Regions from separate parts of the Mus musculus genome. Here region 1 is linked to region 2. A link is a loop called in an ENCODE intact Hi-C map of the cell type or tissue named here. Cell type or tissue: left cerebral cortex. All regions are shown on one strand. Links, peaks and the distances in the headings refer to the core of each region. The heading gives the core; the rest is flanking DNA.

Evidence for each region. Hi-C counts contacts between places; a loop is a spot of excess contacts. Peaks named below come from ENCODE experiments on the same cell type or tissue, not always from the same donor. Only the 100,000 strongest peaks of a DNase experiment are listed, where the experiment ranks them.
Region 1: a loop joins it to region 2, with 2.8 times the contacts of the local background. A loop is called at or near these places in 2 of 42 quality-filtered maps.

What each region holds. Positions count from the first base shown.
Region 1 is chr7:130,257,900-130,262,899 of GRCm38, reverse strand. Fgfr2 (fibroblast growth factor receptor 2) reads left to right here. Exons shown (of 18, transcript NM_010207.2): 2 at 834-1,151. The coding sequence starts at 986. Among named protein-coding and RNA genes, the nearest start is that of Fgfr2, 6.4 kb to the left of the region's middle. In left cerebral cortex, for the core only: a CTCF peak has its summit at 2,673; DNase peaks (open chromatin) are centred at 871, 1,817, 2,446, 2,639 and 1 more place; H3K4me3 peaks cover 2,828 bases; H3K27ac peaks cover 3,226 bases.
Region 2 is chr7:129,774,422-129,782,450 of GRCm38, reverse strand. All of the region lies in intron 1 of Gm33323 (a long non-coding RNA gene), which reads right to left. Among named protein-coding and RNA genes, the nearest start is that of Gm33398, 14 kb to the right of the region's middle. In left cerebral cortex, for the core only: no CTCF peak of the experiment used is centred there; a DNase peak (open chromatin) is centred at 3,302.

The DNA.
Region 1 (5,000 bases), core at 1-5,000, 480 kb before region 2:
CCAATCACATACCAGGGCAGCTTGTACGTATCATCACCATTACTAATAAAATCTTGAATTATTCATCAAGGGTTGTATCTTTACCCCTTTGACGTCGGTTGCAGATATTTAGTTAGTATGCCTGTACACTGCCTTGTAGTCAGTGGAAGGGAATTCAGGCTTTGAATCCCCCGGTTGGATTAAACTCACTCTTTGTAAGTGGCTGCTTGGCGGAAGATTGAAATACACGCCTGCATTCGAAAATGAATTCTGACAAGTGTAAACTGGTGGGAATGTTTTTGAAGCCTTCCTGAGATTCTTTGATTCTGTTGGTCTCCTTTCTTTCTGAGAACCGTTCTGAAGCGAGGACGTGCCGCTCAGCTCAGCTGAAATGCGGTTCTCAGAGCAGACCCTTCCTCCAGTCAGCGTCTTAAAGGCCAGCTGGAATAAGAGACGTTAATGAGGCTGGCCATGCCAAGCCCAGCGTTTTAAACTCAGGTTTTTCTGCAGTTGCCCTTGAAAGGAATGAAGGTCAAGTTGCTTCAGCAACCTTGCAGCTTTGATAGTGGACGGAAGGGCACGCTGCAGAGCTGGGTGGCTGGGTCCTACAGTGATGGTTTATCTTGCGTCTCTTAAAAGTAAGCTTAAAAAAAAAAAGATTAGCCTACTGCAGCTTGTGGACTAGCCTGGAAACACCTGGGACGCTGAGGTGAGGATGGAAGGCTTTTCCGATAATGAGAAAGAATGTGTTTGCGAATGTATTGAGAGGCTGAGAAATGGTTTTATCCCATCTGGGTTTAAGCAAGTTGGCACTGGGGGAAAAAACTGAATCTGGCTGAATCTCTCTCTTTCAGTGGCAGCCACAGCAGCAGCAGCAGCAGCAGTGGGAGCAGGAACAGCAGTAACAACAGCAACAGCAGCACAGCCGCCTCAGAGCTTTGGCTCCTGAGCCCCCTGTGGGCTGAAGGCATTGCAGGTAGCCCATGGTCTCAGAAGAAGTGTGCAGATGGGATTACCGTCCACGTGGAGATATGGAAGAGGACCAGGGATTGGCACTGTGACCATGGTCAGCTGGGGGCGCTTCATCTGCCTGGTCTTGGTCACCATGGCAACCTTGTCCCTGGCCCGGCCCTCCTTCAGTTTAGTTGAGGATACCACTTTAGAACCAGAAGGTAAGTTCATGCGTGCCATTTTAAGGGTACCAAGTCGTTTTGGGGATGTGTCTGGGGGAAGTGGTCTTTAAGTGGGAGGCCTGTTTCAGCCGGCTGCCATATGAGTAGTCTCTCTCCGCATCATATCGGAGCTTAGAAGGGAGGGTCTTGTCTCCCAGGCATGAGTGGAGTGGTTTGGTTTGCTCTGTTCTTTGTGCTTGGGTGAGGGAAGCAGTGGCAGTTCTTGTTTAGCCAGTGCCTTACAGCACTCTGGAGGGGACGTACCTTGGCAGGGTGACTGTGGCCTTCTGCAGTTGCTCTCTAGATTGAGGGAAAAGCCTTGAATCACACTATCTTTTGGCTAAAGGAAATAGGCAGCCTCTGAAAGCTGACTTTTTTTTTCTTTTTCCGCATTGTTTAAGAGAAAAGAAGGTTCTGAAGTTGAGCATGGAGAGCCGTGCCATGCTGGATCGGTTTTTAAGCTGGTGTAAGCTCTTTGTGCTTTCACCCGGCATCACAGAGTGGGCAGGTTTCATGTTGGGAAGATTGGAAAGTGAATTTGCCAAGAGTCTTCCCCCATCTGGGGAAAAGCCAGATTTCACTAGTGTGTTTGGCTTTGCACACTTGGTTGCAAATGTGAGAAGCTAGTTGTGAGGAGGACGTGGCTGAAATCCGGAGCTGGGCAAAGCGCTGGTCCTTCTCCCAGGTCCTTCAGAGACGTGGTCTGTGGCCAAGCCTCTCTCCTTGGTGCCGCACGGGAATCTGTCATCAGGAGGGAATATTGGTAGGCGAGTTATTTTTTGAGTGGTAATCCGAGCGTGACACTGCAGATCGCAGCACTCATCGCCACTTAATGAACGTGTTTGCTGAGGGCCCACCTGGTGCCGGCTGGCTTTGGAGTCCGTCACGGTCCTGAGTGCTGGCAGGTCAGCTGAGTTGCTGTGGCTATGCACACTGAATCAGGGTCCTGATTCATCCAGATCATCCAGAGGGGGATTGTAGGAGGGACAGGACCCCTCCCCCAAGGGTGACCTCAAGGAGGGCTATGTACCCATCTGAGAGGAGGGCTTGAGAAATGGGTCCCCAGTAAGATCCACCCAGACAGACACTCTCCCTGGCTTTGTGTGTATGTCGGGCCACACAGATGCCTGGAAATGTTATAAATTACCAGGTATCTTTGGAAAGGAAATGAGGTAGGAGTTTTGTGCATGAGGTGTGTTCAACATACAGCCTCACGTCCTTTTCCGGAACCACCTCTCTGTGACTTATCCTGTGACGTCAGGGAGAGTGTAATCTGCAACAGTGACATGTTTTCAAAGGGCTTAATGTGAGGGGGAAAGGATTGGGTTTCTGAAAGTCTGGTCTGCACTTCTTTAATTTTGTTAATAATTAAAATGGATGTCCCCCTAATTGCCGGTTGTCCCTGGAGTGTGTGGCTCAGCACTAACTAAGGAAGCTGAGCTAGGATTTCCTACAGCGTGGGCTTCAGAAACAGCCCCGGTTAGGAAAGAATTGTCATTTTTCATTTGGACTCTCGGGGCAGTGTTGCTGTGAGTTGATTTCAGTTGCAGAGTATAAAATGGTCCTGGAGGGTTTCCTGGACTGCATCTAATTACCTCAGAAAGGTTACAAGATGTTTGTACTCGCAAGGAGGAGGCAGGTGGGGGAGAGGAAGGACAGTGGGCTGGAGTCCCCCAAATGGCTCTTTGTGTAAGAACCGATATCCAACAATGCTCACATTGTTGAAAGCAGATCCCACCACCTGGGGACCTGTAGGTACATGTAAGGTTAGGGAGGGAGGCTGAGAAGTCTCCGAAGTTGTAGGTCACACTTTGCCAATGCCCCTGGGTACACTTTGCTAGGCTCAGAGTTTGCATGAGGTTCGAATCACATATAGAGTTGGGAGACGCTAAGAAAAAGAAAAGAAAAAGAAAAAAGGAAAAAAGGAAAATGTCTCAAGGTGTGGAGTTTCACCAGAGCAAGCTTGGGAAATGCAGAGAAACCCCAGAGCCTTGATTGGTGGGATCTCTTTATCAATAGTCACTGAACAGTAGTACCATCCCCAGATGCCTTCTGAGGACCAGCTCAAGAGATTTAGTTTTCACCAGTGACCTGGACAGAAAGCAGAAAGCACAGCTCCTGGCATTGATGGTGGCCTTGGCCATCCCCATCCCCAGCAAGCTGGGGACAAGGGGGTGCACAGTTCTCAGTGCAGCAAACACGGTACCCTGAGATGAATGTTGCTTTTGGATGGAGGAGGTGGTGATGCTGGATTTCGGCAGGGTCTGTGCTCACTCTCCTTGTCTGTTAGACCAACATTGCCACTGACATCCAGGCCATCAAGCTAGAGGCTAGGCTCCATGCTAGGCTCTGGTGTCTAATGTGTGCATATGTGCATCTCTCCAGCCGCCATATTTGATGCAGCCAGGACTTCAGCTAACACTGAGTTCAGCTTCTGTCTCCTGAAGCTTTACCATGGAAGGCATCCGTTTGCTAATTTAGAAGCTCAGTTTAGATAATGTCTATTGGGCCGGACAAATATGTAATCAGGAAGTTCCTAGAAAGAGCCTGTGCCTCACTACTAAGGAGCCCTTTTGACCCTCTAGGGAGATGTTATGTTCAGTCATGTAGTTCTGTGCAGTGTATGTAGCCATGCAATGTATGTCCTCACCCCGAATCCTATCCTGTCCGTGTGTCTCTGGACACTTTCTCAAGTGGCAGCAGCAGGATTGGGTCAAGTCAGTTGACCTAAGAAGGCAGTCATCTCTGTAAGATTTTCCTCGGTATTTCAGAATAGAAATGATTGTATCCAGCTGGTCATCCCTGTGACAAAGGACAACAGTATCAACAGTTGGGGACTTCGGAGGGGTGGTCCCGATTCTAAGTACTGTTCTGTTGATTCAAATCCTGAATGTTCCCAGTGTAGTCAAGCTTGATTACTGCCAGTCTCGGCTCTTACTTTCAGATTCCCCCTGACGTTGTCACCTGCTCTGGTTAATTAAGTCATTGTTGACATTAAGGGAATCTGTTTACCCCAGCCCAGTAGGAGCTAAAATAAAAGGGCTTTCCCAAACCCAAACCCTTAATTACTTTCCCACCCTCTGCTAAGTGCAAAGGGACGGCCTGGGGGTGGGGTGGGGGTGGGAGTGAGGGAGTAATTTACATGCCTTAAAAAACACCCACCATTTCTTGGGCAGTCTTCTGGGTTGATGCTGTTCCGGATTGAAGTGAGCCAGCGAAAACCTCGTGAGTGTGAGGTCTACGTGGAGACCTGCTGAAGGGTTCCCCCCCCCTCACCACCACCACCACAGGGTAGTTCAAGTCCTTTGTCAGAGAGTATCCTACATGCTGTGGTCTCAGCCCCCCACATTTAATTGCCAGTTAGAAGAAGAGAAAAGAAATATCTGCGTGGTGCAAGTGGATGATTTAACAGGAGTCTTGTGTTTCCTATTATCTGCATTTTTTGTTCCTCAGTGTGAGTGTGAATATTTAAGAGTTGACTGTAACTTGATAGTTTCGCTGAGGAACAAGGGCTTATTCTTGGTCAATTAAACCAAATGCAGGCGCATGCTGTTAAACACACAATGAAGTACACATTCTTTATTAGAATATAGTGTATTTCACAATTCATGGGCAAGGAACTGTGTTTAATATTACTTCTAGAGCAAAAATCTGGCCAGCCCAGAAAATTGGCATTTATATAACTCTTTCTTGCTGGCTTCCACTGATCTGAATAGAGCAAGTTTGTGTGTGTGTGTGTGTGTGTGTGTGTGTGTGTGTGTGTACCTGTCTGTCTATGTTGCCTGTTTATTTCAATCAGTTAAAAGACTAAATAACTTACTTAAAAAAAAATAGCCACCCCTTCTCAGA
Region 2 (8,029 bases), core at 1,330-6,329:
AGAAAGGTGAGTGGGAACAGGAAAATTATGGTTTGTACTAGTTTGAGCTCACTTTAGAGAAAGAATAAACCATGCTTTTTCTCAAATAGATCTGTGTGTGTGCATACTCCTGAGAGTGTGTGTGTGTGTGTGAGTGTGTGTGTGTGTGTGTGTGTGTGTGTGTGTGTGTGTGTGTGTGTGTGTTTGTGTGTGTGTGTCAGTGCTATGTGTACAGGTGTAGAATGTTTCTTTTCATTAGCAGAGGTTTTTCTACAGCCAGATTTCATCATTGAGCTCCGGCTGGCTGTCACCTGCCTGCTCATGGCATTAGACCTGCTATCCATGGGAGCCAAGGACTCCTAGGACTCAGAGCCAGGTTGGGCAGGGCTCTGGTATTCCCTGAGGAACAGTGGCTGGGCCAGACTGAGCCCCTTCATAGACCCTGGCCTCGGCCACCAGGCTTTGTCTTTTTTCATTTTTTCACTTGGCTGCATGCTAACCTTGGCTGTCTTTCCTCATCTTTGGCCTTGTTTATGTTCCTGTCCTTTGGTAGCTCTGGAAAACACCAGCAAACCAGAGCTGGCACCTAGTTCTACACAGTAATGTGCAGCCCAGTGTGCACTGAGGATCACATGAGCAGGGTTTGTACACCACATCCTAGCCAGAAAGATCGCATGATTCAGTGGCTCTATTTAATTGATTCGTATATTTAATCATTCAATTACATAATGTGATTTTGTCAAAAAGCTTTATGCAGAATTTTAAACTATAAAACAGATCTGTCAGGGACCTAGAGTCCCCTCTACTCTAGAATATGCTTCTGACAGACCCTCTAAACACACAGGGCTCTTCCTGACAACCAATGCAGAAAGTGTCACCTTGTAGCCACTTCAAACCTCTCCTGTCACAGAAGGGCTAAGGTGGGGAATCCTTGAATCCCAGGCAAGTTTATAGGAGATAGGTGATTTCTTTCACTCAAGCAAAAAAAAAAATAAAAATAAAAATAAAAATAAATACCATGGGAAGGGTGTGGCCTGGGACACAGGAGATTCTGAGTTAGAGCCGAGCTGCATCCTAACCACGAGGCTATGCACACAGGCACCAGGAACATGCCACATAAGACTATGGTGATTTCCTGGGTGTTTTTCTGTGTGCTATGGGTTTCAACACTTTCATTTCACTGAGTGAATCTCAACTGAGTGCCAGTGAAGTAAATGCTGGGCCTGCTGCGAGCCATCCCAGAGTCACAGGTCCTCTTTCCCAGAGAGAGCTTGCCTGGCCTTCTAGTCTCACTGAGTGTTGGATGTAGGGAACCACTGTTAACCCGGAGGCAGCCCCAATCCAGAATGAATGCCCAAGGCTGAATCTTGCATTAATTGACTCTTTGGAAATAGTTTGGTCCCAAATGTTACTGCATGAGAAATAGCTAAGAAGAAAGTGTACTGAGCTGGGAAGCCCTGTGGCATGGGTGTGACAAACAGAGGTGGCCTATCTGTATGTCTCAGTGGGTTTCACAACGTCTCTGGGTCTTAGTGTTCTCATCTGTAAAAGGTCACTCCACAACAATGTGAAAAACAGGCAAGGAAGACAAACCCTATGCAGCACTCAGAATAGTGGCCAATGTTGCACTGTGAACATTGAAATCTCAGCTCTTCCCAGGTCTCCCTTGATCTTCATGTAGCCATTAACTCTTACATTGTCTCTACAGTGAGATTTAAGTAGCTCTCTGTCTGGAATCTGGAAGCTAAGACTCAAAGAACTAAAGGCACTTGCCCACACAGCTGGTCAGTAGCCAGGGATGACACTAGGACACTGATTCCTCTCTGTGTTTGCTTATGTTTTTTTTTTCTCTGCTTGTTTGTTTTATGATGCATTTTTGTGGATGCAGGAGAAATAGGCACTGGGAGAACAGTGGCTTTTGCTGAACATGGGATGCCCAAGCTGACTATGATGAGTCAGGACAGTCATGGACCAAAGAAATGCAAGCTGGAAGGCAGAAGGCTAACCATACCCACAAGGTACCCCAAGAGCCACTCAAGAAGTCTCCCTGGCTGAGAGAAGGCCACAGAAACGCTGGGCAGGGACAAGATAATTGTCTCTTCAACTCTAGATCCACAGGGGATCTAGGCATGTGCATCCCGTTGCTTCTGACCTGTAACCTTCCTTCCTTCACTTACATTTGTTTTTTGTTTTTTTTTGTTTTGTTTTGTTTTGTTTTTTCTTCACAGAAGAACTGCTAGTTCCCAGGATACTAGGTTAGGCCCCGCAGTCTACATTGACTGCTCAGGGTGTATGACCTGTGCTTTTGTAATGTATAGGCATTGTAATACACACCCATTACTGCCCTGCAGTGCCCTAAGGAATTCAGTAAGACAAAAACCGGGGAATCTCCTTGCATATCAAACCCATTTGAGGTTTCTCACCGTTTTGGGACAGACTCTTCTCTGTCGCCAGAGAAACCCAGGACAAAAGACAGAAAACTAGTAGTTTGCTGGAAATGATGCGCCTGCTCTTGGTGTTGGTTCCAGACAGTTCTAGGATGGATAAGAAGGGGCATTTGGAGAGTTTAAGTACTACTCGCTCTCTGTAAGTGGCAGGGTTCAGGTTTGAACCCTAATCTGTCTGAGGAGTCCTAGGTCACTCATTATACTATAAGATCTCCTGGACCTCTCAACACTGGCCAAAGTAGCAACAGAGGGGAGCTGATGGTGGATGCTTGGCCTCTCCTTCCTTCTTAGATCCTCAGGGCTTACAAAGTGCTTGGCACACAGTGGACTCTGGGATGATCCTGTTAGATAGTATTGAATGAAATAATGCCCCATCCCACTGACCGTTCCTGTGCACTTTTGCCACAACCAGGACTCAGCCAAGCCATCCCTGAAGAGCCTTCCGAAGGCATTTGTCAGGTTCCTTCATCTCCTCTGAATGACATACTCATCTCTGGCTGCCAGGATAACAATCCTTGTAATACAGCCTCTTGTCTTTATAAAGGATAGAAAAGCATCTCCCCTCTGCCCAGCCCCCTACTGATCCACTCATTTTCCAACCTCTCCCTGCCAGCAGGCCAAGCTACGGTTGATTAGGGCAATGAGGCTTGCTCCGGCTTCCTCTGTCCCTCCCCAGGTCCTTGGCACTGAGCAGCAGTCCACTGTCTATCAATACTGTCTGGCACCAGAAGAAAGCCCCTCTCCCTTCCTGCACCCAGCATCCAGTTGCCTAGAAACCAGGACAGAAGCCGAGAGCATCTTGGGTTTCTTTTTCATTTCCTTGCCAGGTCTCAAAAGCAAGCAGTTGTTTGTTTTACGCAGAATGTTGTACAGTGGAGGCCTTGCCTTAACCTTGCCCAGATGATTTCATCAACCTGCGTCATGGTGATGCAGACTGACAGGGACAGCCACCGAGGGCTCAGCATCAGTGCCATTTGGTGATCGGTGCACCCGCTCATAATTAACAATGAGTGCTGAACATGGATTGTTTTAGAGACAGCCAGGCTGAGGATCGACCCGTATGTGTGAGTGTGTGTGTGTGTGTGTGTGTGTGTGTGTGTGTGTGTGCCTGTGGGTGTGCCCAGGCACGTGTTAAAATTGGCAGCATTGTGAACTGCAACTCGCTGTAGCCACGTGCAGAAAGGAAGAGAGATTTTTCTTTTCCCAGCAGAACAAAAGCCTGTCTTGAACATCCTTTCTGACTTTGCTAGACGACACCACACAATTCTGGGCAGGGTGAAGGTGCCAAGATTCTGCATGGCTCTTCCTCAGGAAGACCTAGTGGAAAGATGGATCATTTTTACAGGAGCCTGGGAAGAGGTGCAGGTTTAACAGTTACAAATGGGATGGAAGCCACTCCACCCTGTTCCATGCTTAGGACAGGGTCTCTCCTGAATCTCAGGCTGACCTTGGGCTCATTATACAGCCCAGGATGACCTTGACCTTCTCATCCACCAGCTTTCAACCCCAAGATGCTGAAATTGCAGCCAGGAGCAAACATGCCTGGCTTATGTGGTACTGGGGAGTGAAGCCAGGACTCTGTACATACTCTACCAGCTGAGCCATGTTCCCAACCCTCCACTCTGAGCTCTTGTCTTAGCTCTAAGAGGACCAAAGAGTGGTTAGGACCGAGCCTGGCTGATGTCATCTCATGTTCTGTTCCACCTGAATACTGTCCTCAAAGCTTATGGGATTACATCTGTGCTGAAGGGGGACCAAATTCACCCTTGCCAAGGCTCCCTTGTGTACCCAAGTATGACACCTTTTGAGGAGCCCAGAAAGCCAGACTTAATGGAGCAAGCCACTTATCAGGAGTGCTGAGCCATGGACCTGGCTTCTCATTAGGTCTCGGTACCATAAATGTATCCTGGTTCTCTGGACAGGGATGGACCAGCATATTGCCTGAGGTTAGACAGCTAATGAACCTGAACTCCACAATCTGAACTCCATAGCTGACTCAGAAATTCTTATGAAAATACTTCAGCTATCTTCCTGTATCTGCAGAGACCTCCAGGAGTTACAGGCTCCCAGCACAGTAGTCTCTTGGAAAATGCTTATCACAACTGAGTAACTTGGAAGGGAGCAGGTCTGAAAAGAAATCTATTTGCTACGTTTTCATAGTAGCTTCATAGGAAATACTCGGATACACTTTTTTTTTTAATTGATGCAGAATCCCATGTATTCCAGGCTGGCTTTGATGTAGCTCACTTTTGCTTCACCTTCCCCCACCCCCACACCAAGTGTTGTGATTACCCCCATATGCCTGACATATGGGATACTGGGGATCAAACTGGGCCATTGTATGTGCTCGGCAATCACTCTACCCATGGAATGACATCCCAGCCTTGGCCACACTTTACAATGAGAAGTTGAATGGCTTCGAGTTTGGCTGGAACACTATGGTCCTGATTCTCTGTCCCGTTAGTTCCCTGGACATCTTTGTCACTTGTATGGCTATTTAGTCACAGGCCTTTTCTTTAGTAGTGCCTTTTCTCTTTGATTAATAGTTTAATAGGCTATCTCTTATCCATTGTTTACCAATTTCATGCATGTGAGTCTCCCTCTATGTCTGCTTCTCACTCCACCAGGTACTCCAACATGGCTCCTTTGCCCGCTTCAGGTCCTCTCCTTAACATTTTCAAGGCAAAGCGCTTTGAAAATGCCTTCCTCTTAAGGATGGAGAATAGAGTGATTAAGTTCCTAATACTCAGCCTGAGGAGCCACAGGCGTTAGGGTCTAATACTTACTGTACGACTGCAGCCCAGACCCTTTAAACCTCAGTTTCTAATCTGTGAAGTGGGGATGATAAAGGTTCTGAGTTACTGTGCATAATATATGAGTTCACAGGTAAAATGAAAGGAGAGCCCCTTAGGAGCACAGACTCTATAAGACATGGCTCTGTTGATCTTTAACACCCGCTGCAGGCTATGAAGTAGACTAAGGCTACGGGGTAAAGCGGGAGCAGATATCAGATAACCCTGGGTCCTACCTGGGCATTCAGCAGAGGCATTGCTGGCACACATAGTGGGGTCGCACGACTCTCATCTCATGGCGCATATATATTCATTAATTTTTGGCAATCTTCAAAACAGCCCTAGCCTGTAGGGCAAATATCTCATACCTGTTTCTGTTGTATGAAATGCTTCTGTACACAGAAGGTGAGTTCTATACCCCAGAGACACTATGTTATAGAGTCTAATGAAGAACTTCAGATAACAACCTTAGAGAAAAATGAAGCCAGACATGTCGTGTACGCCTGTAATTCCAACACCCAGGCCGCTGAGGTAGGAGGACTGGGACTTTGAAAATATTCTTGGCTACATGAGCCAAGGTTGAGCCATCCTGGGCTAGAAAGGACCCTATCTAGAGAGAGAGAGAGAGAGAGAGAGAGAGAGAGAGAGAGAGAGAGAGAGTGAGATTAAGACCTCTTGCCTCTCTTCCAGAGAACACAGGTTCAATTCCCAGCATGCACATGGTGAAGCAAGTGCTATGAGGAACAGGGTCCTCACTGCATCTCCACCGAAGCCTTCATCTTGAACTTCCCCACCTCTGGAGCTGTGAGAAAGAGGATTCTGTTGCTCATAAGTCACCCTGCTAGCGCTATATTGTTACAACAGCCCCAATGAACTAAGACAGTGAGGAGGCTCACAAGTGACTCTAACTCCATTCCAAGAGGGTCCAATGCCTTCTTCTGGCCTCTGTGGACACCAGGCATACATGTGGTACATGGACTTACATACAGGCAAAATACTCATAAACCTAAATAAATCTTCTCAGACACTGAGAATCAGGGGGTTCAGTCCACACAGGCAAAGGGCAGACCAAAGGGAATATCAAACAGATGAAGCAGACTCTCTCTCTCTCTCTCTCTCTCTCTCTCTCTCTCTCTCTCTCTCTCTCTCCCTCTCTCTCTCTCTCTCTCTCTCTCTCTCTCTCTCTCTCTTTCTCTCTCTCTCTCTCTACCTCCCTCCCTCCCTTCTTCCCTTCCTCCCCCCCTCTCTCATGCTTGCAGGTCTGTGTGTATGTGTGTGTGTGTGTGTGTGTGTGTGTGTGTGTGTTTGTGTAGATTGGACTAAGCTTTATTGTCTGGACCAGCTTCCATAATCCTGTGGCCTCCCACAGCAGGGACTGGGTACCATCTATATGCCTGTGCTTATTGCCTGGGGCAGGCGGCTAATGCTGTAAGAAAAACCAGTCTTCCTGTCCCTTGACTCTTCCAGAAGTCCAGTCACCTTGTCACACACACGTCCTGTCAGTCTGTACCCATTTCACGTAGCACCTGTTCCATAGAAAGATTAACCCTTTCAATTCCCCCTTACCTTCCTCATCCCAAACCAGCCCCCATTAAAAATTGGCAAAAAGGCTAACTTACTATGTTTCCCTTCTTGGGAAGCTAATTTGCATTTTAATACAAGCTTCCTGGCACCTCAAAGACCGTTAGAGACACATAAAGGATCAAGTCTAATGGTGTGAGCCTTAGGTGCCAAGACCTAACATCTGGGCTCATAATTTTAAACATATGGCACACTTCAGCGTGTGCCATCCACCAGCCGGCTGTGCCGTTCCTGCCGCCCTGAAGCATAAGTCCCCAGCATCTTCTCCATGCACCAACTTATTATCCGCCGTCGACTGAAGGCAGTTGCCTCGATGGGGGAAGGGACTTTGGATTAACTGCTGTTGGTGGTGACAGCTGCCATGTGCTAAGAGCCACACACTGCCAGGAGCACTCCGACATCTCACTGCCTCCCGGTAAAGCTATTGGATGGGCAGAACAGTTCCCATTTTACAGATGAGAAGACTGATGCTCAGAAAGGCCAAATACCTTATTTGGTGTCTCAAACTCGAAGGACTAGGGGTGCAGCCCAGTTGATCAAGTGTTTGTTCAACATGCATGAGGCTTTGGGTTCAATCCCCAGCGGTTTGAACTAGGTGGGGTGGCAGACGTCTGTAAAAACAGCATTTGGGAGGTGACCACAGCACCCTCCAGGCCCCTGTAGTGGACCTAGCAGTGGAAGGTCCCTGTGCCACTCTAACTATCCAAGGAGGAAGTTGACCATGATTTTTCTCAGGCTACAGTCTACACTCAAGCTCAGCTATGTCTCCGGCCACAGCTCCTTGATTAACCATGTTACTTTTGGCCAGTCATCCTAACCTGCAGGAGGGGAAGGGCCCTTTTCTCATCTGACAAATGAAGCCACTGGCCTGGAAAATCGCTAAGGTGCCTCCTGGGGTTTCTACACGGACCCTCGCCCCACCCCAAGGAGGAGATCAAGGAGAGGAGCCAGCCTGGCCGGCCTCCCATCTGGACTCCCAGGGTTTGTTTACCCTCGGGCTCTCTGGAAACACAACAGCTTGACCAGATGGGCTGCCCCACTATGAGCTGGGCTTCGTGACAGGTTGGGGAGCCGAGGTTCTGGTGTCTCCAAAGGAGGGAATTAGTCCTGGGCTGCTGAGGCCTGCCAGCTCACCCCTGAATCACGGAGCTGCTGGCGTCCTTGGGTAGACTGCGAGAGGCACCTGCGAGCCCGCAGAGCCCCACGGAACAGAGCTTGTTTGCTGCCTCT